Linked DNA regions of Homo sapiens: all the other regions are linked to region 2. Evidence: chromatin loops called from intact Hi-C (ENCODE). Cell type or tissue: OCI-LY7. All regions are shown on one strand.

What was found. Peaks named below come from ENCODE experiments on the same cell type or tissue, not always from the same donor. Only the 100,000 strongest peaks of a DNase experiment are listed, where the experiment ranks them.
Region 1: a loop joins it to region 2, with 9 times the contacts of the local background. A loop is called at or near these places in 4 of 110 quality-filtered maps.
Region 3: it touches region 2 in a loop (5-fold over the local background); 12 of 110 quality-filtered maps call a loop at or near these places.

The regions. Positions count from the first base shown.
Region 1 is chr7:50,629,183-50,637,182 of GRCh38, reverse strand. All of the region lies in intron 7 of GRB10 (growth factor receptor bound protein 10), which reads left to right. Among named protein-coding and RNA genes, the nearest start is that of DDC, 68 kb to the right of the region's middle. In OCI-LY7, CTCF peaks have their summits at 3,835 and 4,067 (motif pointing right); a DNase peak (open chromatin) is centred at 4,062.
Region 2 is chr7:50,202,352-50,210,351 of GRCh38, reverse strand. No RefSeq gene overlaps it. Among named protein-coding and RNA genes, the nearest start is that of IKZF1, 98 kb to the left of the region's middle. RefSeq lists a silencer at 3,504-3,553 and enhancers at 2,860-3,789, 4,570-4,749. In OCI-LY7, a CTCF peak has its summit at 4,840 (motif pointing left); DNase peaks (open chromatin) are centred at 4,811 and 5,571; H3K27ac peaks cover 476 bases.
Region 3 is chr7:50,138,265-50,146,264 of GRCh38, reverse strand. SPMIP7 (sperm microtubule inner protein 7) reads right to left here. Exons shown (of 9, transcript NM_001161834.3): 6 at 6,084-6,125; 7 at 4,877-4,984. Among named protein-coding and RNA genes, the nearest start is that of SPMIP7, 46 kb to the right of the region's middle. RefSeq lists a silencer at 429-478. In OCI-LY7, CTCF peaks have their summits at 3,547 and 3,753 (motif pointing left); DNase peaks (open chromatin) are centred at 104, 3,744 and 4,944; H3K4me3 peaks cover 563 bases; H3K27ac peaks cover 4,391 bases.

The DNA.
Region 1 (8,000 bases), 430 kb before region 2:
CAGTATAGTGAGACCTCATCTCTAAAGTACAAAAAAAATTAGCTGGGTGTGATGGCACATGCCTGTAGTCCCAGCTACTTGGGGAAGGTAAGGTGGGAGGATCACTTGAGGCCAGGAGATGGAGGTTGCAGTGAGCTGAGATCACGCCACTGCATTCCAGCAAAGTGACAGAGCCAGACCCTACCAAAAAACAAAAACAAAACAAAAAAAACACAACTCATGCCATCAAATGAACACAGAAAATTTGACTTTCTCTTCTTCAATGTGGATACCTTTTATTTCTTTCTCTTGCATGATTGCTCTGGTTAGGGCTTCCAGTGCTACGTTTAATAGTAGTGGTGAGAGTGGACATTCTTATCTTATTCCAGTTCTTAGGGGGAAATGCTTTCAACTCTTCCCTATTCAGTATGATAGTGGCTGTGGTTTTGTCCTATATGGCTCTAATTATTTTGAGGTATGTTCTTTTAGTGCCTAGTTTGTTGAGGGTTTTTTTCATGAAGGGGTGTTGTATTTTACTGAATGCTTTTTCTGCATCCATTTAGATAATCATATGGTTTTTGTTTTAGTTCTGTTGATGTGATGAATCACATTTATTGATCTGCAGATGTCAAACTATCCTTGCATCCCTGGAATTAAACCCACTTGATCATGATGTATTACCTTTTTAATGTACTGTTGGATTTGCTTTGCTAGTATTTTGTTGAGGATTTTTGCATCTATGTTTTTATAAGGGATATTGGCCTGCAGTATCCTTACTTTGTTGTGTCCTTGCCTGATTTCGGTATCAGGGTGATACTGGTTTTGTAGAATTAGTTAGGAAAGAATTTCTTCTCAAATTTTTGGAATAGTTTCAGTAAGATTGGGACCACCTCTTGTTTGTATGGCTGTTAAAATTTGGCTGTAGGGCCAGGTATGGTGGCTCACACCTGTAATCCCAGCACTTTGGGAGGCTGAGGTGGGTGGATCACCTGAGCTCATGAGTTCGAGACCAGCCTGGCCAACATGGCAAAACCCTGTCTCTACTAGAAAATACAAAAATTAGCCAGGTGTGGTGGCACGTGCCTGTAGTCCCAGCCACTTGGGAGGCTGAGGCAGAAGAATCACTTGAACCCAGGAGGCAGAGGTTGCAGTGAGCTGAGATTGCACCACTGCACTGCACTCCAGCCTGGGAGACAGAATGAGACTCTGTCTCAAAAAAAAAAAAAAAAAAAAAAAAAAAAGGAAAGGAAAAAAAAAAAAAAGCTGTGGATCCATCTGGTCCTGGGCTTTTTTTTTTTTTTATTGGAAGATTTTTATAATTACTGATTCCATTTTATTACCCCTACTTGTCTATTTAGGATTTCTGTTTCTTCCTGATTCAATCTCAGGAAGTTGGGTGTTTCCAGGAATTTATCCATTTCCTCTAGGTTTTTTAGTTTGTGTGGATAGAGATGTTCATAATAATCTGTGATGATCTTTTGTATTTCTGTGGTATCAGTTGTAATGTCACCTTTTTCATTTCTGATTGTGCTCATGTGAATCTTCTTTTGTTCTTAGGTAAACTTGCTAGCTATCAATTTTATTTATCCTTTCAAAGAACCAACTTTTGATTTCATTGATCCTTTGTGGGTTTTTTTGTTTTGTTTTGTTTTTTGGGGTCTCAATAACACTTAGTTCTGCTCTGATCTTTATTTCATTTCTTCTGCTAGCTTTGGGTTTTGTTCTTGTTTTTTTAGTTCCTTGAGGTGTGACATTGGGTTGTTAATTTGAGAACTTTCTGTCTTTTTGATATAGACATTTAACACTATAAAACTTATTTCTTAGCACTGCTTTTGCTGTATTCCAGAGGTGTTGATATGTTGTGTCTCTATTTTCATTAAAAAAATTTCTTTTTCTGCCTTAAGTTCATTGTTTACCCAAAAGTCATTCAGGAGCACGTTTTTTAGTTTCCACGTATTTGTACAGTTTTGAGAGTTCCTTATGGTATTGATTTTTAATTTTATTACACTGTGGTCCAAGAAGATACTTGATATGGTTTTGATTTTTTAAAAAATTTATTGAAATGTGCTTTATGGCAAAGCATCTGGTCAATTTTGTTTGATGTGCAGATGAGAAAAATGTATATTCTGCAGGTGCTGGGTAGCATGTTCTATAAATGTTTATTATTTCCATTTGATCAGGTCTAGCTTAAGTTCAGAGTTTCTTTGTTGACTTTCTGCCTCAGTTACCTGTCTACTGTTGTCAGTGGGGTGTTGTAGCCCCCCACTATTATGGTATTGCTGTCATTCTCTTCTTTTAGGTGTAGTTGTATTTGTTTTATGAATGTGGGTGCTTTGGTGCTTGCACACGTATTTCCAAAATTTATGTCCTCTTGTATTGAATGCATTCTTATGATATAATGCCCTTCATTGTCTCTTTTTCTAAAACTGTTGTTAGCTTAAAGTCTGTTTTATCTGATATAAGAATGGCTACTCCTGCTCACATTTGTTTTCCATTGCATGATATATATTTTTCCACCCATTTACTTTGAGTCTGTAGGTGTCTTTAGCCGTTAGGTGGGTCTCTTGTAGGCAGCAGATGGCTGGGTCTTGTTTTTTTATCCAGTTTGCCAGTCCATGTCTTTTAAATGGAACATTTAGGCCATTTATGTTCAACATTAATATTGGTATTTGAAGTGTTATTCCTGTCATAGTGTTGTTAGCTGGTTTATTTGTAGTCTCAGTTGTGTAATTGCTTTATACAGTGAGCTTTGTCTACTTATGTATGCTGTTATGATGGTGAGTATCATCCTTTTGTTTCCATTTTTATAACTCCTTTGAGAATTTTTTTGTAGGATTTGTCTAGTAGTGGCAAATTCCCTCAGCATTGGCTTATCTGGGAAAGGCTTTATTTCTCCTTCATTTTTGAAGCTTAGTTTGGCAGAATATAAAATTCTTGACTTACGTTTCTTTTTTCTTAAAGGAGGCTAAAAATAGACCCCCAGTCTCTTCTGACTTGTAAGGTTTCTGCTGAGAAGTCCACTGTTAGTCTAATGGGATTTCCATTATAGGTGATTTGACACTTCTATCTAACTGCTTTTGAAATTTGTTCTTTCATGTTGACCTTGAATTAATCTGATGACCATTCTTTGGTGAATGTGCATCTTCTGTAGTATCTCTAATGGGTTCTCTGAATTTCTTGTATCTGCATATCTACATCTCTAGCAAGTTTGGGGAAATTTTCCTGAATTATTTCCCTTAAATATGTTTCCAAACTTATTTTTTTTCTTCTCCCTCAGGAATACCTATAAGTCCTAGGTTTAAATAATCTTACATTTCTCAAAGGCTTTATTCTTTTTTAAAAAATTGTTGTTTCTTCTTATCTGGGCTAATTCAAAAGACTAGTCTTCAAGCTCTGAAATTCTTCTGCTTGGTCTACTCTATTGTTGAAGCTTTCAACTGTTTTTTGAAATTCCTTTAGTGAACTTTTCATTTCCAAAAGTTGTTGTTGTTGTTTTGTTTGTTTTTAATATATCTATCTCATCTTTCATCTCCAGAATTACTCTTCTGGTTTTTTTGTGTTGGTTTTCAACTTTCTCTTGGCTCTCATTGAGCTTCCTTACACTTCATATCTTGAATTCTTTATCTGTCATTTCAAAGTTTTCATTGTGGTTAGGAGCCATTGCTAGAGGGCTAATGTGGATGTCACAACATTGTTTCTTCATGGAGCTGGAGTTCTTGTGTTGGTTTCTTCTCATCTGTAGAAGCGGTCACTACTTATTTTTGAATTTACTTTCATTTGCTTGGTATTTTTTCTTCCCTCCCCCACCTTGAGGATGTGACTGTTCTGTATGTTGGTTAAGTTCCTTTGTCTTGGCTTCTCTGTAGTTTTAGGGGGCCAAGGCTTTTATGAATTACTTGGTTATAGATAGCTTTAGTGTAGTGGTTTTCTCAAATGCTAGTTGTTTGTAGGTTGTAGTAACAGTGTGCTGGACCAGTGGTCAGACTCACTGTCTCCTACAGAGAAATGGGGAGGTGGAGGTTTCAGGAGGCTTATCTCATCCCCCACCGCTGTATACTGTCAGCAGGAATTACTTTGAGTTATGCAGTTCACCCTACAGGCCAGTAGGTGGCGCTTGCAGTTGAGAGGCAGTTGCAATAATAGCAGTGGAATTTTTGGCCTTTGTTGATGTGGGGAAATACCAGGGTTTCCCTGGCCATGGGCGGGATTCCCAGGGATCCCGTCCTGCACTCTGCCACCACCCTGGCTGGGGGCGGCAGAGCTGGGTATGGCTGGGTCTGGCAAGCCCGTGACCAGGCTCTCCAGGGCAGGTACAAGCACCAACCTTGGCGGGGGTCTAGGGACACCTCTCAGGCCACTGGGACAACCCTCTAGTGTGCAGCACAGTTGCCTTTCCTGCGCAACAGAGTCTCTTCAGTAGGAGGAGCAACTGGGATGCTTAGCCCAGCAGGTAGCCCTGGAGACTGCCAGCTCACACTCCCCCAACCCTGTGGTTCTCCCTCCAGCATCCAGCCCTAGCAACTGGCCCAACCAGCTAGGCTTCTCCCAAGTCATCCGCACTGCCCTGAGCTCCTGGTACTCAGGACCTCAGGACTCCCTGCAACGGAAACCAAGGCTATCAGGCCACACCCTTCTGGGTCTGGTCTCACTAAGGGTGGGGCACCCGGCTCCCATGCCACCCCTTGAACCTGCGCCACACTCTTTGCTGTGTTCAGACAGTGGGGGCTCCTCCAGTATTTGAAATCAGGCCACAAGTCTCATCTCCATAGCCCTGGGCAGTGTGCTGCGTCCTGGGGAGCTGAGACCAGGCCTCAGGGTCAAGCCTCAGCTGTGGTGGGGGACACTGAACTGCTCCCAGGCTAACAACAAAACACTTCAGGTGGGACAATGCAGGCTATTAAGCACATTTTTTTTAAGTAGGTTTGAGTCACTATAATTGAACAGGATTATTATGCGTGTTCTCTTTATGGTGAGTAGAGCCATATAATCATGTGTAGTGCTTCAGTTATCCCTTATATCAAGAAATAATATCATTAATTTAAAACAGAACTAAAAATAATGGCAGAATTACATTCCTTTTTGGTGAGATTAATTTAGCCTACCCTGGTTGGTTATGCCCTAGTCTGAAGTAAATGTAATTTACCCCAAACCTCCAGGCTTCAGGGTCTGCCCAATTTGAGGCCTTCAGGGCCACATGGAATCAAAAGCCTTTTTGTGTGAAGCCTTGGAGCCCACCTGGTACACGCTGGGTAGTGGGTTGCAGTGGAGAAGAAAGGCAAGCAGAGCCAGGGCGGGGAGCCCTGGTTAGATCCTGGCTCCAGTACTTTCCACCTCTGTGACATCGGGCAAGCTTTCTGCCTTCCAGAAATAGCTCCACCTCCTGTCAAAGGGGCAGAGACATGTGCGTGGAGTTAAGGCTTCCTTTGCCTTCCTGGCACAGCAGTCTTCCTGCTTTCTCCTCAAGGCCCCTCGGAGGCCAGGTAGGGTAGGGTAGGTCACCCAGAACAGGATTTCATCCACATGCACAACCTCATATCACGTCTTCGGGACCTTTTGCCTGCTTTGATAATTTCTCTTACCCTGTGAATGCCTCCACTTGGCCCTGTGATTACAACCTGGCTTCTCCAAAACATTTACCACGAGTATTTACCAGAGTTACTAAAAACTCCATTTTACATTACATCCTAAAAGAGCTTTTGAACTAAAAAGTATGCTAGATCATAATTAAGCACTGGGATGAAACTGGTCGCAAGAGCTGCTGGCCCAGAAGCCCTCAGATGTCTCGGTTTCTGTGTGAAGGTCTCAGGGTAGGTGTGGATCTCGGGTACTGTGGGTCAGTGTGTGCACCCTGGAGGCTGGGCCGTCTGTCCAGGGACATCTTATGCTGCAGAGGGCTCGAAGAGGACAAAGAGAGTGCCCCATTTGCTATTTTTACAAGGCGATTACTGCTGAGCCTTGAGCAAAGACTCACAGCCAGTCAGGAGGTCTTTTGGATGCAGTCATGAGATTCCCTGAGCCTGTAAGTTATCCAAGAGCAAGGTCTAAGACTGTGGCAGGAAGCAAGAGTGAGGGTCTGTGCTAAGATTGACAGCAAGGAGGGGCCTGAATGACTCCCACACACACAACAACCCCGTGGGGGCCACTGAGACAAAAAACCAGGTGCCCCAGAGTGGAGTTTGGGGCCGTGGAGATATAATGATCTACCTTCAACTCCAATTGTTCTTAAACTTCTTCCTTTAAGTTTGCAAAAAAAATTAAGCTCTTGCTTTTTTGTCTATGCAGTGAATATGTAAAAAGTGACAACAGAAAGTCTGGGAACAGTGGAACCTTCTATTAGCACTTCAGGGCTTTTATAACGGGATTCAGTGCCAAGCCAGCCAGAGGCCTGGGTAGCTTTGCAAACCATTCCTCCCCCAACTAACTCTAAAAAGACAGAGTTTCATGCTGTTGACATAATTATGCCCTCTTTAATATTGCCGTTTTATTTTTAAAAACAATTTGCTATTTAGGGGCTTTTTTGCAGTAGAGAGAAAGAAATTGAGGATTTGAGGGGTGGCTTTTCTGACTGAATTGTTCCTGCTGCATCTTAACTGGTCATGAGGTTTGCTTTCTCAGAACTGAAATCCTGAGTTGGAAGCAGCTTTCAGGGTCCTGCCCCTGCACCCTTCGGTGGTTGTCCACAGGCCTTCAGCTGGAGCCTGCCTTGTTCCCAGATCCACGGTGGATCCAAGCACGTCCCAGGGAGGGCACGTGTCAGGGGCCAGGATCTTTTCAAGAGGGTATCTCATTAATCCATGTCATAGCAACACTATGAGGCTGGTGCTGCTTACAGATTTCCATTTTACAGATGAGGAAACTGAGGCACAGAGAGGCTGGATAGCTCAGCCATGTTCCCACAGCTAGTTACTGATGAAGCATGGTTATGGCCAAGTCTGTTTCTAAGTTCCTCTTTGGAACCACCACCCCAGGCCAAGATAGGTCATAACTAATGTAGAACTTCCATACATTGATTAAGCAGTGTTTTGCTTACATTACTGATTCTCAGAGCAGTTCCCCACAGCTTGGATGAGGAAAGCAAGTCTTAGATTGCTAATTACCTATCCGAGGTCACAAAGCCAGTAGGAGGCTAAGCCGGGATAGAACTCAGATAGAACTTGTGGGTCTCAGCTTCTCACCTTTCCTGGTGTTACCAGATTCTTATATTCCCTAAACAAGTCATACCTTGGAAATTAACTGCCTGTGGTAACAATCTCCGCTCTGAACTGTGAGTTGCTGCGGGACAAGGGCCTTGACCTGCTCGAGAGAACCTTCTAGGCCCACCTCGTGTGAGATGCTTGAACACTGGATGGGCCAGGGAAACCCAGGCCTGCTCCGCAGGAGACCTGAGCCCCCAGCAGTGCTCAGGTGGTTACTAAAGGGGCAGTTGGTGCTGTACAGAATGCTCCTCCTAGAACTGCCAGCTCTAAAAGACTCCGTGGTCAGTGGCTGGCAGTACCCTGTAATAGGAGCCCTCGTACCTCTTGTGTTCCTTACAAACATTCTCATCAGTAGCTCTACGCGTTGACTGGGTGGTTTGAGATGGCTGGTATACACAGGGCTTTCTTGGTGTTCTGTCTCTGGGTCTTAGCTTTGTGTGTGGTTGGAGGGCCCTGGTGAGATTGGAAGTACCAGAGAGTGCTGTGTCAGGGGCAGAGGGGCCTGTCGCTGGAGCTGGAAGGTGCCTGCCTTTGTGTCTGACTCAGTCTCCTGTCTGCCTTGCCCCCTCAGGGTCTCGCCAGCCCAGCCTCTGTGGGAATCTAAAAGGAGTGGATGTGGACGTGTGACCAAGCACATCTCAGCTTTTAATACCCGGGCTATTTATAGACCTTTGGGGGGATGGCTGTGGAACAACAGGGGTTGGGGAGAGAGTTTAAAGAAAAATGCAGCAGGGCTGAAAAAAAAAATGAGAAAACCATTGGCATGGCTGATTTGAACAAGAAAAGTGGCAAAGAGACTTGGAGAGAGATGAGACACACACTTCA
Region 2 (8,000 bases):
CAATCGTTTCCATCCTCTAGGGAATCATTTTATTTGTACTTCAATACAAAGTGTGACTCTGGTAATTATTTTTGCAGAGAGTCATTAATAAGAGAATGGCATGAATGAGCCCTGGCAGCGACTCACATCACTTTCCAGGTCTTCTATCTCCATCAGAAAGGATGGGGTTGGGCTGTGTGTGTCCTCAGTCCCTCCTGCCTCCCGTCTTTCAAAAGGCTCAGCCTACAGTCAGTGTGTGTAGAAGACAAAGTGGAAAGGTGTGAGCTCTGCTTAGAGAAGCACAGAAGGAAAATGTCTAACCAACAGACTCAGTAGGGAGAGGGAGCCAGGAGTCAATGGAAGTGACTGCCAGGCACCGAGGGGTCCACAGGCAGGATGTGTGGAGCTGTGAACCCCTGCCACCATGCTGGAGCACATGGTGTGTGGTAGTGACCCTGGGCAAAGAGCACATGAAAGTGACAACTAAGTCTTACACACTTACAAGATGTATGCACTTCTTCTGTGTGAGTCATAAGGCCACCTTGCCTACATGACCTGCCAATTCAATGAAAAATATGCTAAATTATAGCAGTCAACCCTGTGTAATAAATATTTTGTTCTCTGAGGAAAAACCCCAAAGGTCTTTCTAGCAGGCAGGCATTTACGATTATGAACACTCCCCTCTGGGTCTCCCACGCAGGTTCTGGGATTCCACACTGACTGTTGACTATATCAGACTGGAAACAACCCCAGCTCTAGACCCACATCTACCACGTGTATGCCCTGTGTTCTTAGACAAGATTCCTCATCTGTATAATACCTGCCTCTTATTCTATTATTTATTATGTTATAATGATCAAATTAGGGATAATATATACCTATAAATTACTTTTTTTCAAACGAGGTGTCATGACCAAAATAAAGACCTGGCGTTACGTATTTGAAGCCACCTTACGTTTTTGTCTTGAAGCCTTTCTAAGATTCTGTTAAAATGTTTGAAAATATTTTGTTCCTGAAAAATAGATACCAATACTTTTAGAGGACACTTTCTTGAGAGAAATGTGGAATAAGTCAGGTCATGAAAGTTCCTTATTGCAGAGGGCATCTCAGTGATGGCTGCACAGCTGTGGCTGAAGCCTGGAATCTCTGAACAGAATACAGAAATGCTTTCTTTCATGCTGTGTTTTTCTCCTTGAAGAGAGAAAAGAAAACTATTTCGATCAAAAAAGATGGTCTACCTGTTTCGGCTGTGGACTTGTTCTATCCACTGTTGTTGGACAGGACTCAGGACACAGGGGTGCCCTTCTCAGTTAATAAAGATGGCGATGGCCTGACTTTAATTAGTGCTAAGTGCACAAAGAAAGAAAAGCTTGCTGGGTACGGCGACTCATACCTGTAATCCCAGCACTTTGGGAGGCAGAAGCGGGTGGATCACCTGAGGTCATGAGTTTGAGACCAGCCTGACCAACATGGTGAAACCCTGCCTCTACGAAAGAAAGAAAGAAAAAGAGAGAGAGAGAGAGAGAGAGAGAGAGAAAGAAAGAAAGAAAGACAGGAAGAAAGAAAGAAAGAAAAGAAAGGAAGGAAGGAAGGAGAGAAAGAAAGAAAGAGAATGAAAGAAAAGAAAGGAAGAGAAAGAAAGAAGGAAAGAAAGAAAAAGAAAGAAAGAAAGAAAAAGAAAGAAAGAAAAAGAAAGGAAGGAAGGAAGGAAGGGCACAATAGGGACAAGGTGAAGAATGGCAGACGACAACATGGAAAAGCAAAGGGCTTCTTGTATCAGATGACTCAGACCAAGAGCCCCAGTGCCACGGAAAGGACAGCCTGTGGTGGGAGGGAGGGCAAATTAGGACAGCCTGGGCTGTGGGGGCTGACTGCATGAACCAAGAAGGAGGAGGCACCTTTTTTTTTTTTTTTTTTTTGGAGACAGGGTCTCGGTTAGTTGAGAGGTACTATTCTGTACCAAAGTGTGTGTGTGCCCTCAGCTGAAGTCCATCTTTTGCCAGAAAAGTCTTGATGATGTTGTCCCTCCAGCCTCCTGTGCAGTGCTGGGATTTCACACATTGGGCCTTCCCGTGGTGTTTCACCCCAGAACCCATTTTTTATCCTCCCTCCCTGACCCCAGCATGCCTAACCCAGCAGTTAGTTCTGAGGGACAATACTTTAAACCCTCATGGCCTCCCTCACCCACCTTCTGGTGGCCAGCCTCTTGTCCTGGACTGACTGTGGCCCTCCACCCCGGTCCCTGCTCCCCCTTCGTGCCCTGCATCTCTCTTCCACAGAGCGCGTCAGCTTCACAGCATCCCCCAGCGCGACAGGTCCCACTCACAAACCTCCCGGCCTACCCTAATTCTGGGAGTCAGAACCGACGTCCTTCCCAACTGAGTTTCCCACACCCCACCCAAGGCCGCCTCTCCATCTCCTCCCTGCCCTTCCCTCGGCCTGGAAGGGCCACTCCTTTCCCCCACGTCTTGCTCAAATGTCACTTCCTCAAAGAGGCCTTCCCTGGCCACACCCGCTGGCCCATGCCACTCAGCTGGAGTAAGTCTCTTGCCAGCACCAGTGGGAAAGAAAATATCCACATTCAGATTTTGTCTTTGCTGCTATTTCTGGTCAACTTTCTCTCATTGGAAGCAACGTTCCCTGAGGGGAGTTGGTTGGAGCCTCCCCAGTTTCAGCCCCAGTGCTGCAGCGATGCCAGCCGTGGAGTGGCCACAGGGTCAGCCCAGAATGAATGAGTTTGAGGTGAACAACCTCATACCCGCTTTTCCTAACCCCTCCTTTTTAAGCTCCTTGATGGAAAACTTTGCTCGTTACATCTCCTTGCTTCCATCTCTGCCTGCTCCAGCGCCTTCCTCTTCCCCTGCCACCCTCCCAGGAGCATGAGCTCCCCATACACTGTGCACCCCAGGGTGTTTCTGCCCAGGGGCAGGCTAACGTGCAGTGGGGGCTGCGGCCTAACGTGGACTAGAAGGCCTTGGGTCCTGGTGCCAGAGAGCTCACCTCTCCCTCCTTCCTCGGCATCGCGGCCTTCCCCATGGAGGTCCCATCATCTGCCGCTGCTGCTTTGTCTTAGAAAACTCAGGGACACTCACTCACTGCCCCTGCTTCATGCCCCTCGTGCGTCCACACCACACAGTGGCTTATAGGGTACCCACTCCACGAGGGAGCTTAGGCAGATCCTGATGGGACAGAGAAACAAAAGCAGGAGCCCATTTCCAGCAGCGTTGCGTTCCGGGGGGTTCCTCTCCTAATCCAGGGGACAGAGGAGCTCACCGGTGATACTGCTGTGAGGGGAGAGGTGCGGCGATAGAGGGTGCTGTGGGACTCCCCAAGGACCCCATCGGCCTGGTGGGGGCTGGGGGTGGGTAGCCTAAGGTCAATTCCATCCCAGATTTATCTGGCCCAGCTCATCAGTCCCAGGAGGGATGCCTGGTGCTTCCTTCTCTCGATCCCCCATTCTCCCCGAGCCCAGTCAACGCCTGTGCAATGTGATGAGTCGCTCCGTGTTTAGGGAAGCGACTCATCACGGGTCCAGCACCCTTCACAAGCTGCCCCGTGTTCCTTTTTAGCTTCACCCCCACCCCCCACTTTGCACACACTCTACACACTGCAACCTCAGCCGACTTCCGTGGCCAGCTATGCAGGGTCTTGTTGGCCAGGCTGCTCCTCTGCCTGGAATAACCTCATCTTCCTCCCTGGCAGGCAAGTGTGAGTCACACAGGGCTTCAAAACATACTAAAATGTCACCTTCTCTTTGAACTTACCTGCCCCTCTTCCTGGCTTGCCCTCCCCCATCCACAGCCGATGCTGTCTCCTTTTGAACTCCCGTCAACTGGGTAAGACTTTGGTGCTGGCACTGCCTAGGTACATCGTAATAAACAAGTGCTTATTCACAATAGCAAAACAAACCTGGAGCCCATCAACAGTGGACTAGGTAAGGAAAACATGATACCTATACACCGTGGAATACTACACAGCTGTAAAAATGATATCATGTCCTTTGCAGCAACATGGATACAGCAGGAGGCCATTATCCTAAGTGAATTAACACAGGAGCAGAAAACCAAATACCGCATGTTTTCACTTGTAAGAGGGAGCTAAACATTGGGCACACATGAACATAAAGATGGCAGTAACAGACATGGGGGACTACTAGAGAGGGAGGGAGGGAGGGAGGGGGAAAGACTGAAAAACTACCTATTGGGCACAATGCTCACTACCCAGCTGATGGGATCAATTGTACCCCAAACCTCAGCATCAAGCAATATATGCACGCAACAAACCTGCACGGGTACCCCCTGAATCTAAAATAAAAGTTGAAGTGAAAGACAGAAAGAAAGAAAAAGAAAGAAAGAAAGAAAGAAAGAAAGAAAGAAAGAAAGAAAGAAAGAAAGAAAGAAAAGAAAGAAAGAAAGGAAGAATGAGAAAGAAGGAAGGAAGGGAGAGAGAGAAAGAAAGAAAGAAAGAAAGAAAGAAAGAAAGACAGACAGACAGACAAACAAGTGCTCCGCGAGCTCCAGGAGGGCAGGAGCTGATTTCATTCCCTGCAAATCCTTGTGCCTGGCTGGGTGCCAGCACACAGTGGGTGCTCAAAACATGTGGGCTGATGGAAGAAGAGAATTTGCTTCCATCACTACAACTGTGAAGTCCTTTAAGATAGCAATGTGATAGACTTGACCCCTGTAGAAAGCAGAGCCACGCTGAATAGAATCAGCTGATTTTTTTTTTTTTAACATCTGGCGAATGATTTCATGGGATCTGGCCTCAGTTTCCTCCCTGAGAGCGTGATGCGGGATTCTGTCTGTGGGCTCCGCATTGGTTGATTCAAGGACCTGGTCAGTACTGCCATCTGGTGGCCGTTTACCCCATTTGCAGATTGGGCTCTTAAAAGCTCCAGCACAGTAATTCTGCAATCATTATTATTTATTTATTTTGGTAAAATTCCCATTTTTTTCCCAACTCACAGGGGAAGAAAAAATACTTTTAGTGTGAGAGGGAGAGGATTTCCTCACCATTATTTCCCTCCTAAAATCCCACCCCCACCCAGACCTGCACAGTCCACAAGGAGAGCCCATGACGAATAGCCTGGCCTTGGTGGAAACCCACGGCACTCTCTGGCTGTCTGCACTTATGCATCTCCGAGGAGAGCAGAGATCGCCTTATCAGACCTCCCGCAGCGAGGTAAGCTTCAACTCCAAGGTCAGGAGCAGCTCAGGCTAGGAGTGGGCCAGCGACCCATTCTGTGCTCTGCTGCAGGCCCCTAAATGCAGCATTTGATTTCTCTTAGGACAAAATGAAGGCTTGTTAAATATATATATATATTTAAAAGGCAAGCACAGCCAACCAGTGCCACTCTCATTGCTTTATCTCTCCTTGTAACCCTACAACAGTCAATGGAAAGACAAAATGTGGGCTGCTAATTCCTCCTTCCTGGGACTTCAGGTCGGCATCTCCTCATTACAGCCATCATTCTAGAAATTAATGACTATGCTCTTTGTTCTTTGATACTTGCAGCGATGATCTAGGCCCTTAAATGCAGGGCTTAAGTTCCCCTCAAAAACCAGGGCTATGTCGGCAGGCTAGTCAGACTGTCTGGAAGAGCAGCCAACAGGAAGTCGTAGATTGTCTGTGCTTCTTCTGAGTTTGGATGCGTCTTTACCAGAAAACTATACTGTCTTCCACAGCAGCTTTCAACTCATGATCCTCCCTCTTGTCCCTCTTAGCAAACCACTACCAAGTGGCATTTTAAGATGTCAAAAAATCCCAGCATAGAATTGCTTCATTGTGAGTGCTGGTGCTGGCACACAGTGGGTGCTCAAAACTTGTGGGCCCAATGGAAGAGCATTTGCTTTTATCACTCTACAACTGTGAACGTCTTTATGTTTTCTCTGTACCTGAATTATAACAAGGCAAGGATTGGGGCTGATTCTGGGATTTTGGGACAGTTAAGGCAGCCAATGGAATCTGTTAGCACGAGTATTTCCTAGTCTTCCTGTGAGAAACAGAAGGAGGGACCCTTGAAATGAGGTCCCTGGGGCTCTTGGTTGAGGACCTGAAAGAAATGAGAGAAAGATGGATCTGAGCCTTTTAGGAAGACGTCTTCATTTGAGGTAAGGTTTTGTCTTAGGGCCCTACATTCCCAGCAACAGGCTCAGGGGATACCTCTGCAGACCACACAGGGAGATTTGCTCATTCATCCATCCATTCACTTATGCAAACGATGATCATAAACAGCTTGCTGCAGGGACTATGCTGGGTACTGGAAATAGGGCGCTGAGAGAAAATGACCATGGTGCTTGTTTGCAGAAAGCATAGAGCCTCGTGGAGGGAGATGGAGATTAACCAAAGTATCACATAAATGACTGTATGGTTACAACTGAGAATATTATGAAGGCGAGGAACCTATCATACAAGACCATAGAACAGAGGAGCTTTACTCGGCCCAGGAGCCAGCCAGGCTTCACTGCGGAAGGTAATCTTTTATGGAGAACTGATGGGTAAATGGAAATTTACTGGGTAGACAGAGGGGAGAAGAGAGCCTCCCCACCTTCCAGAAGGAACAGAGCTACAAAGGGAGAGAGAAAGAGATCTGAAAGAGGCAGTGTGCGGGATGGAGCCTGGGGGAGAAGGCACAGTTAGCACTGGGGTGGTCTCTGGCCTGGGCAAGCCTCTTGGACAGCAGCCTACAATGCATGGCCAGCCATGCTGAGCTCAGAGAGAGAATCGTACGAGAAAAGTGCAGGCTCCTCACTGACACACAGGATCTCTGTACTAGAGCAGTGCCTGGGGTAAAAGATTAATAGTTGCTTAATAAATTGTTATTGAATGAGTAAATGGAAAAATGCTTGGCCTCAGCCTTGGGAGGTGACTTCTAGCAGGGGGAAGCTCCTACCTCCCTTAGTTTTTCTTCCCCTCATTATCCTCAAGGAAGAGGAGTGCTTTTGTATTGGTCTAGTCCAGGGATATTGATTGGGCCATGTAGTTCTGGTGAGCATTAGACAGAGAGATACAAAATAAACAGGCATTAGGGTGAACACTGTTCTGTGCTTTTGCTCTGGTTCCTGTGTTTTGTATTTGCTTCTCCTTGCTGAACATTTTTCCTGCTACCATCAAAGGAGTAAGGATAATAACAGGGCTAGGCTGAGGAAAACAAAGAAGTAAAGTAGTTTTACTCCTGCTCCCTTCAGTTCAGGCAAGTGGTGTCACTGAAGTGATTCTACGTGGCTTTGAGGCCAACAGTGACACCCAGGGATTTTCTCTTGAGGCTTAGCTTCCCATGGGAAGCTTGCAGGGGTAGGTTGCTGACCCAGGGTCAGATTCAAAATTTAGGAATGCTAAGTGTCAGTCAGTAATCTCTATCTCTTCTATTTTTACTCTTGAAGATGGTGTATGACAGTAGATAGTGTCAGAGGTGAGCATACAAGAGCAGAAGAATGCAATGTGGCTTTGGGGCTCTCCCATCAAGAAGTGGGGTCCATTTCCTGATCCCTGGAGTCTGGACTCAGGAGCAGCCTGTGACTTGCACTGACATCAATGGATAATGAAATGGATGGAGACAGAGTTGTGCAAATTCCAGAAGCTACGCCTTGAGGGCTCTTGCAGATTTTGCTTTTGACCTCTTGAAACTGCCCTGAGACCACTAGGAAGGAATACCTATCTGGTTTTCTGGAGGAAGAGAGTCACATGGAGAAGAACTGAGGCAGCCACCAACTGCCAGACATGTGACCACCAGCTCTGCTGACCCCACAGCTCAAAGAAGCTGCACAGATGAGCTGAGGCCACACTCTTCAGGGAACAATCCGCACAGTCCTGAGAGACAGCAACTCCTTGCTCTTCTGAGCCACTAGGCTTTGGAACAGTTCATTGCCTCTTTTACATGACATACTCTAATTGCATCATCTTGTTCAATGCTCACAACAACCCTGCAAGGTTCTTATTAATTTTCCATTTTACAGATAAGAAAACTGAGCCTCACAGAGTAGATGCAAAACCGTTAAGTGGCAGGACTGGAATTTGCACTC
Region 3 (8,000 bases), 64 kb after region 2:
ATTTCCTCTGGCCTCAGCCTCCTCATCTGCAAAATGGGGATAGAACTTGCACCTTCATTTCTGGCCTCATCACACTATTTGAAAAACAAATGAGGGAGTGTGTGAAAGTAGTCTGAAAAGGCAGAAGTATTGGGCTGATCTAAGGAACTACTATTCATAGAGTTATTCTTTAACCTGGGTTGTGGTAAAATTTTGTTAAGCTGCAACACAGTCCAGCGACTGACAGGGAAGCCCCCTTTTCCATGGGAGACATGTGCCAGGGGCTGCCTGGGGGTCCATGTTGGACAATTCCTCTTTATTTGCAAATGCTTCCTCAGAGCAATCATTGAGGTCAAAAAGCACAGTAAATATGAAACCTTGTAACGTCCTTAGATAAAAGATTATAACTTAGTGGAGGATGGTACCTCATAGGCAGCTGCCTAGTTTGGAAAAACAAGCAAATGGTGACTGCAAGTGCTGGGTTTGGGTTCAGAAGGCATGGGCTGTGCTGCTCTGTTAGCTGGGCCTGCACCTCACCTTTGCTGAGCCTGTTTATTCTTTGGAAATACAAGTGTGAGATGCATATATGTTAGATCTCAGGGCTCTCTCCCATATATGTAAGATGTATATATATATATATATATATATATATATATATATATATATACACACACATATACACACACACACACACACACGCACATATATATATATACATATATATATATGTATATATAATCTACAATAGAGTCTGTTACAAAAGAAAAAGTACCCCAACACTCTTTCCATATCCTTGGGAAAGGACAGAGATCTGCCATTACAGATGATTCAATTTTTATGTTCCTTGTACTGATGACTCATGACTGCAAAGCACTGAAATTATATGGGACTGTAAAATGGTTACTAAAAGGGACTGAGCTTATCTTCAAACTTGTTCACCGAGCCCTTGCAAAGAATATGGATCTTATACTGAAGAGGATAAAAACAACAGATTTGAAAAACAGGATTCTTTTTTTTTTTCATTTTTGAGACAGGGCCTCTGTCACCCAGGCTGGAGTGCAGTGGCGCGATCTTGGCTCACTGCAACCTTCACCTCCCAGGCTCAAGCGATTCTCCTGCCTCAGCCTCCCTAGTAGCTGGGATTACAGGCGCTCACCACCAAGCCTGGCAAATTTTTGTGTTTTTTAGTAGAGATGGGGTTTCACCATGTTGGCCAGCCTGATCTCCAACTCCTCACCTCAGGTGATCCACCCGCCTCGGCTTCCCAAAGTGCTAGGACTACAGGTGTGAGCCACCGTGCCAGGCCTGAAAAAGCAGGATTCTCATCTCAGTCTTACCTTAACTTTCTGCTTGACACAGATTATAAGTGCGGATGAATTTGCATCATTTTAAAAAAATTCCTGAACACTACCCAGATCCGGTCAACAGTTCATGTTTGTTGAAGAAACAAAGATAATTGTTTAGCTATACTGAGCTTCAATAATTTTTGTTGAACCCAATGACTATTTTGGATTCTTTCTATTTCCTAAACTAGTCTCAAGTTATAATAAGTTAGGAACTGCAGTAGAAACTGCGTTAACATTTTGAGTTCCTGAACTCTAAATGCCATTTAGTAACTGGGCATGCCTACCAAATTCAAAAATAATTTTAATAAGAAAACTCAGGCAACAATTTCATTTTTAGTGATTTGTTCCAAAAGAATGCATGGATAAGTGTACAAACATATATGTAGAGGCTGTTTTTGCTATATTGTTTACAACAAGAAAAGTATTCAGGGCTTGGGCAATATAAACTTGTTATAGATTTGGTGGGATACATCTAGCCATTAAAAAGATTTTAATATGCAAAAATATCTAGTGCATATTTCAATCTTACATACACACATACACTCCACCTATCCATGCACACACAATACACTTGTACATATATGTTGCACACATTCATAAATGCATGAGGGGAAGAGTCTAAAAAGAAATCAAACTTTTAATATTGGGATTGAAAATGAAAGAGATATTTTACTTTCTACACTTCAAAAATATCTGAATTATTTTCATAATGAACACTTTTGGAAAAAAGTTATTTGTGGAGCTTCAATGTTACTATTAAAGGTGAGCATAAATACTGAGCATAACCATTGGCTCACCAAACCTCTGTAAATTCACATAACACTTCAAGAAAATGATAGCCATAAGTTTAAGAACTTTTTAAGAATGTTTACATATTCTGACCCCAGAATCCTTTTGAAGGAATGTCACTTAAGTAAATAATTTCAAATCAAGAAAGAGTCATATAAAGAATATGGAAACAATTTACATATGTAACCTAAGTGAATGAGGCAGTTACAGTACATCTACACAAATAGAAGCTATGATAAGCTCATAAAAACATGTACCCATAATTATGTGGTAATGTTATAGTGGTAAAAATGTTCTGTGTAGTGTGATCATAGCTATGTAAATATACAAAAGCAAGATTAGAAGTGTGTATGACAGATGGAAATATGCCAAAATGTTAATAATGGTTATGAATAAGAGTTTGGTTATATTGTCATTGTTATTAATATTTCTATACTTTTTCTTTAATGATCAGATTCAGTTCTACAATAAAAATAAAAACTACTATTTTTAAGCTATTAGCACAATCACTACCAATATAAAAAACACAGAGCATGTCAGATGACTTAGTAACCATAAAACAAAATCAACTAATGAAGGAAATTTTTAAAACTTTTGCCCTGTAGAAAAATTGGTGATTCCAATGCTGAAGCCACTTGAACTAGAGAGTAAATGGCCTTGACCCTTGCCTGAAATACGGTTTTTGGGCCGGGTGTGGTGGCTGACACCTTAATCCCAGCACTTTGGGAGGCCGAGGCAGGCGGATCACTTGAGGTCAGGAGTTTCAGACCAGCCTGGCCAACATGGCGAAACCCCCATCTCTACTAAAAATACAAAAAATTAGCCAGGCATGGTGGTGTGCACCTGTAATTCCTGCTACTCAGGAGGCTGATGCAGGAGAATCACTTGAACCCGGGAGGCAGAGGTTGCAGTGAGCCGAGATCACGCCACTGCACTTCAGCCTGGGTGACAGAGTGAGACTCTTGTCTCAAAAAAAAAAAAAAAAAAAAAATGGCTTTCACTGAAAAGGCAGGGGTATAGCAGTGTTTCCCAGCCATGATTAAGTGCCACCAATCATTAAAAAGGACCCTAAAGATACTATCATAAAGCCATTTCTCTTCAAGAAACTTTAAGATGAAAAAAATTCAAGAAGAGACATATTTGCTTTCAATAGGATGGCTCTCTGTACCTTACTTGGCACAAAGTAGGCGCATGTGCTCCTATGCAAATGACATCATATTGTTTATATTCTCCTGTACTTTGCTTTGTAGCTCAAGCAGTATTGTGGAAACTACATAATAATTTGTTTAGAGATTCATATGTATGTATCAAAACTAGAAAGAAAAGTAAGCAAAAGAAAGGCATAAAGTCTAATGAGTATAGCTTCTGAGCTGGGGAAGCAGAAGGCATGGGCAATGAGATTGGGGCCACACACATGGCTGAAAAGATTTGAGTAAGATTCTGTATGTTACTAGGTGGGGGATACACAGGAGTTTACTTACGTTATTTGATATGTTATATGTGACACTATATCTTTCTGTGTCTATAAATATTTTATAAATAAAAATGAAAAACATTTCTTTGTGTTAACAGGTTAAGATTCCGTTAAAAATTGAAAGCGAATCAAAAGAAGAAACTTTGCAACCTTGGAGGCCCTCTAGTGCCCAAATCAGGTAAGTACAGTTAATATCTTCAATTCTTTTATATGATTCGCTCAAAATATCATTTGCTTAAAAACAGAAATTAACAGCAAGATGAGGCAGGAATGCTATATGCCCAAATTTATTGAAGTTAAGTGGTTCATTTTTACACCAAATCTTTAAAATGTTGCCATACTGCTCTTCACTCTCTTTGAAGAAATGACCCCAAATAATATGTTTTGATTCTTTAGAAAGAATATTTCATACAACATTTCAAAATTTAGATATACGTATCAAAGAAGAAACAATCCTAAATTGTTGTGCCTGAATATTTTAAATTAGCTTTCTTCCTATATCCTTCCTTTAGATTTTTAGAATTATTATGTGTAGTAGCAATGATTTCCTTGCAGAATGTATGGAAGAATCCAGCCCACTGACTCCTTCCTCAGGACGAAGCACAGCACGACAGCCTTCAAGTTCCTATGTGTAAAAGTGATTCCTCTCGGCTGGGCGCGGTGGTTCACTCCTGTAATCCCAGCACTTTGGGAAGCCGAGGCGGGCGGATCACAGGGTCAGGAGATCGAGACCATCCTGGCTAACACAGTGAAACCCCCTCTCTACTAAAAATAGAAAAAATTAGCAGGGCGTGATGGCAGGCGCCTGTAGTCCCAGCTACTGGGAGGATGAGGCAGGAGAATGGCGTGAATCCAGGAGGCGGTGTCTGCAGTGAGCCGAGATTGCACCACCGCACTCCAGCCTGGGCGACTGAGCGAGACTCCGTCTCAAAAAAAAAAAAAAAAAAAAGTGATTCCTCTCTGTTAGTGATCTGCCGCGTCTCAGATACTTTACAAACATTATTGATCCCCCCACGATCACCTTGCTTGGTGGCATTTTTTTTCTCACAAGTTTCAGATGAAGAAACTGAAGTCACAGAGATAAAGTGACTTGCTCAAGGGCCCCAAGTGAGTCAATCCCCAAAATCTCCTTTGTGACAAACCACATTTCTTTTAGGAAGCAGGTATCTTTCTTCTTCAGCAATGTTCAATAAAAGCCACGTTTAAATTCCTTCATTTATGGTAAAGTCCATCATCATGTTTCATCCTTAGTAATAAAACAAGTGAAATAATCATGAATGGAACTCACCGACTTGTGTTTGTATAAAGAGGCTTAGAGTACCGCTGCTTGGCTAGCGATGCGATGTCTCCCAAGGGGTTGTCAACATCATCAGCATTTGTAGACTGCACATGACCACTGTTAGAATGGAAAGGAAAGAAGGCATATATTTCTGTATAAGAAACATAGAAGAAACCATTGAACAGTATTCTAACTTCCAAAGGAAATTTATTTGCCAAAGTAGATCAAAGGCTCAAAATGCAAAATGTAAAGCATAATGATAGAACAATTTTCCTTAAAAAATATAAAGATAATTTTCTCTTCTTCAGAATGAGCGGTGGCATGCTCCTTGATCTTAAGTTTGAGCCAGAGTGACAGTAAGGGCTGTTTTGTGTTTCTGAACAAAGAAGCGGGCTGTTCCTGCAGCCCCAGCACAACTCCTTTGGAGACCGGCTGGAGGCTGGGCAAGGAAGAGGCTGGTGTGTGCCAGAGATTATAAGGCTCCTGGTGAATGGAAACCCTCACAGGTGCAGAGGAGCTTGGGCAACAAGCCACGTGCCCCTGGGCCTGAGAGAAAGTTGAGAGGCTGAGTTAATGCCAATCAGAGAGTTTCAAGGACTTCTGGGGCCACTGGTAGAAACACTAGTCAACTGCAGAACTGAAGAGGCCGAGTAATGAGAGGGGTGGGCCAGGACTAAAGGTCCAGATCCCTCCTCCATATTCTTGGATCTACTTTGTTTTGTTTCAAGGTTCTTCTTCCATCTAAAAACCAGGAGAAGACCCCAACTGGCAGATAATGTACTTTTTTTTGCCATCCATGGAAAGCCGGCATTAAATGTAGAAATTAAGAGGTGATATTTCCATGCTGTTAATGAGCATCTCATCCCTTCTGCAATTATAACAGTTTTTGTGATTCATAACACTCAATAGTGGTAGCATCCAAGGTATTTTATTTCAAAAGGTAATGTATTTGGAAAAACAGAAAAATACCACTCTTTCTCTCTTTCTTTCCTTCCTTCCTTCTTTGTTTCTTTCTTTTCTTTCTTTCTTTCATCAAAATCAAACCTTAGATGGGACTTCTGACATTAAACAGGCACTGTGTGCCACACAAACATTAGAAATGTGTTACAATATATAAGTTGTCTTAAAAAGTGAATACAACATGCGTGAGCTGAAAGCAACTACAACCAAAATATAAATCTAAAATTTTTTTACAAGACTGAGAAACATTACTTACGTATAGAGAGGAATATATTTACTTCTAGAACTTGAACTCACACTTCAAAAAAGAGAAGAGAGGCAACTGGGTTATTTATATTAAGTTAATAAACATCAAATTATTACAGTATTTCTCTAATTAAGACAAAAGCCTTCACAGATATCTCATAGGAATTGTCCTTTAAAGGTTTGTGATTTTAAACAGAGACTATTTAAGGATGTAGTTTGCTTTCTCCAGAATGTCAAATAAATGGAATCATATAATAAATTTTTGGGTCTGGCTGCTTTCAAAATGTATTTCAGATTCATTTATATTGTTGTGTGTTGTGTTTGTTCTTTTTCATTGCTGAGTAGTATTCCATTGTATGGGCATACTCTAGTATCTTTATCTATTTACCTGCTGAAGGGCATCTTGGTTGTTTCTGGGTTTTGGAGATCATGAATAAAGCTGTTATAAACGTTCACATATAGGTCTTTGTGTGAGCTCTTGGAAGGAACATTTACGTACAGGAGGCTTCCACTGTGAATAGTATGCTGAAGAATTCTGAGATGTGGCAGTGCTGACTAACCCACATAGCTTTTCATTTGCCAGCTGACTTATAATCAACAAATTAAGTGGATCTATGTAAACTGGAATAAAAAAATTATCATCTCCCTGAGCTATTTGCCATTTTACCACATGATATGTAAATTAAAAATACCAATATACCAATAAAGTTTTAGAACTAACATTCACATGTTAAGAATTAGTAGAAAAAAATTACATTTTAAAAAATGTATTCAAATGGAATTATCATCAACTTCAGCTTGCTATATGAACAAGAATCTTTTTTTTTCTTTTTTTTTTTTTTGAGATGGTGCCTCGCTCTAGTCACCTAGGCTGGAGTACAGTGGTGCAATCTTGGCTCACTGTAACCTCCGTCTCCCGGGTTCAAGTGATTCTCCTGCCTCAGCCTCTCGAGTAGCAGTGATTACAGGCACGTGCCACCACACCCAGCTAATTTTTGCAGTTTTAGTAGAGACGGGGTTTCACCACGTTGGCCAGGATGGTCTCAATCTCCTGACCTCGTGATCTGCCTGCCTCGGCCTCCCAAAATGCTGGGATTACAGGTGTGAGCCCCCACACCTGGTCAATAATGTTAAATTTTTAAATATTTCAATCTTTTATTTAAACGATTACCATTCAATTTACACGTTGGAGTCTATAGTGGGGTATTTTACACATTTGGCAAAACCATACTTTAAATAAATTTTATCAAAAATCTTGCACATCATTTTTAGATATGGTTCAATAAAATGGTAGTTTTCTGACAAGACTCAATATTCTTCTCCGTACTGTCACTATTTGCATTTCTAGATCCAGTAGTCAGACTTGAGTACAGCGTTGTGTATTTCCATTTCATTCCTTTTTCTACCAATTACCAAAAAAAAAAAAATCCCATTTAAAGGTCACTTTATACTGCTTTTATTGAAGTGGTGCAATTGTTAAAGATTTTAAAAATGGTATCCTTGATATTGATTTTCGATCATTAAAATTTAGCAAAAACTCTCATTAATTTTGCTGTGGACTAATATCTCCTACATTTTGCTTTAAATTTAATTTGGATTAGGTAAATATAAAGTTAAATATATAAGGTTAACCATTCCACTGAGGCGATGATCAAATTGATCTTCTAAAAACCAGAAAATCAGATGAAATTCCAGAGAGCAAAAGATGGAATGAATAATTTTTTCTGGAGTGGCATGTGTTTTTCGTATGTGATGTCTGTCTGTCTCATGCTATTCTTCATAATTGCCCATGGTAGTTATTGAAAAATACATAGTTACATTTTAAAATTCCATGTGATTCACTTTTATATTTCCTATTCAACTTCATTTTTGCAAATGCTCATTGTGACTCAGCACTCACAGGCTTTAGCCAACAGGCCTACAAATC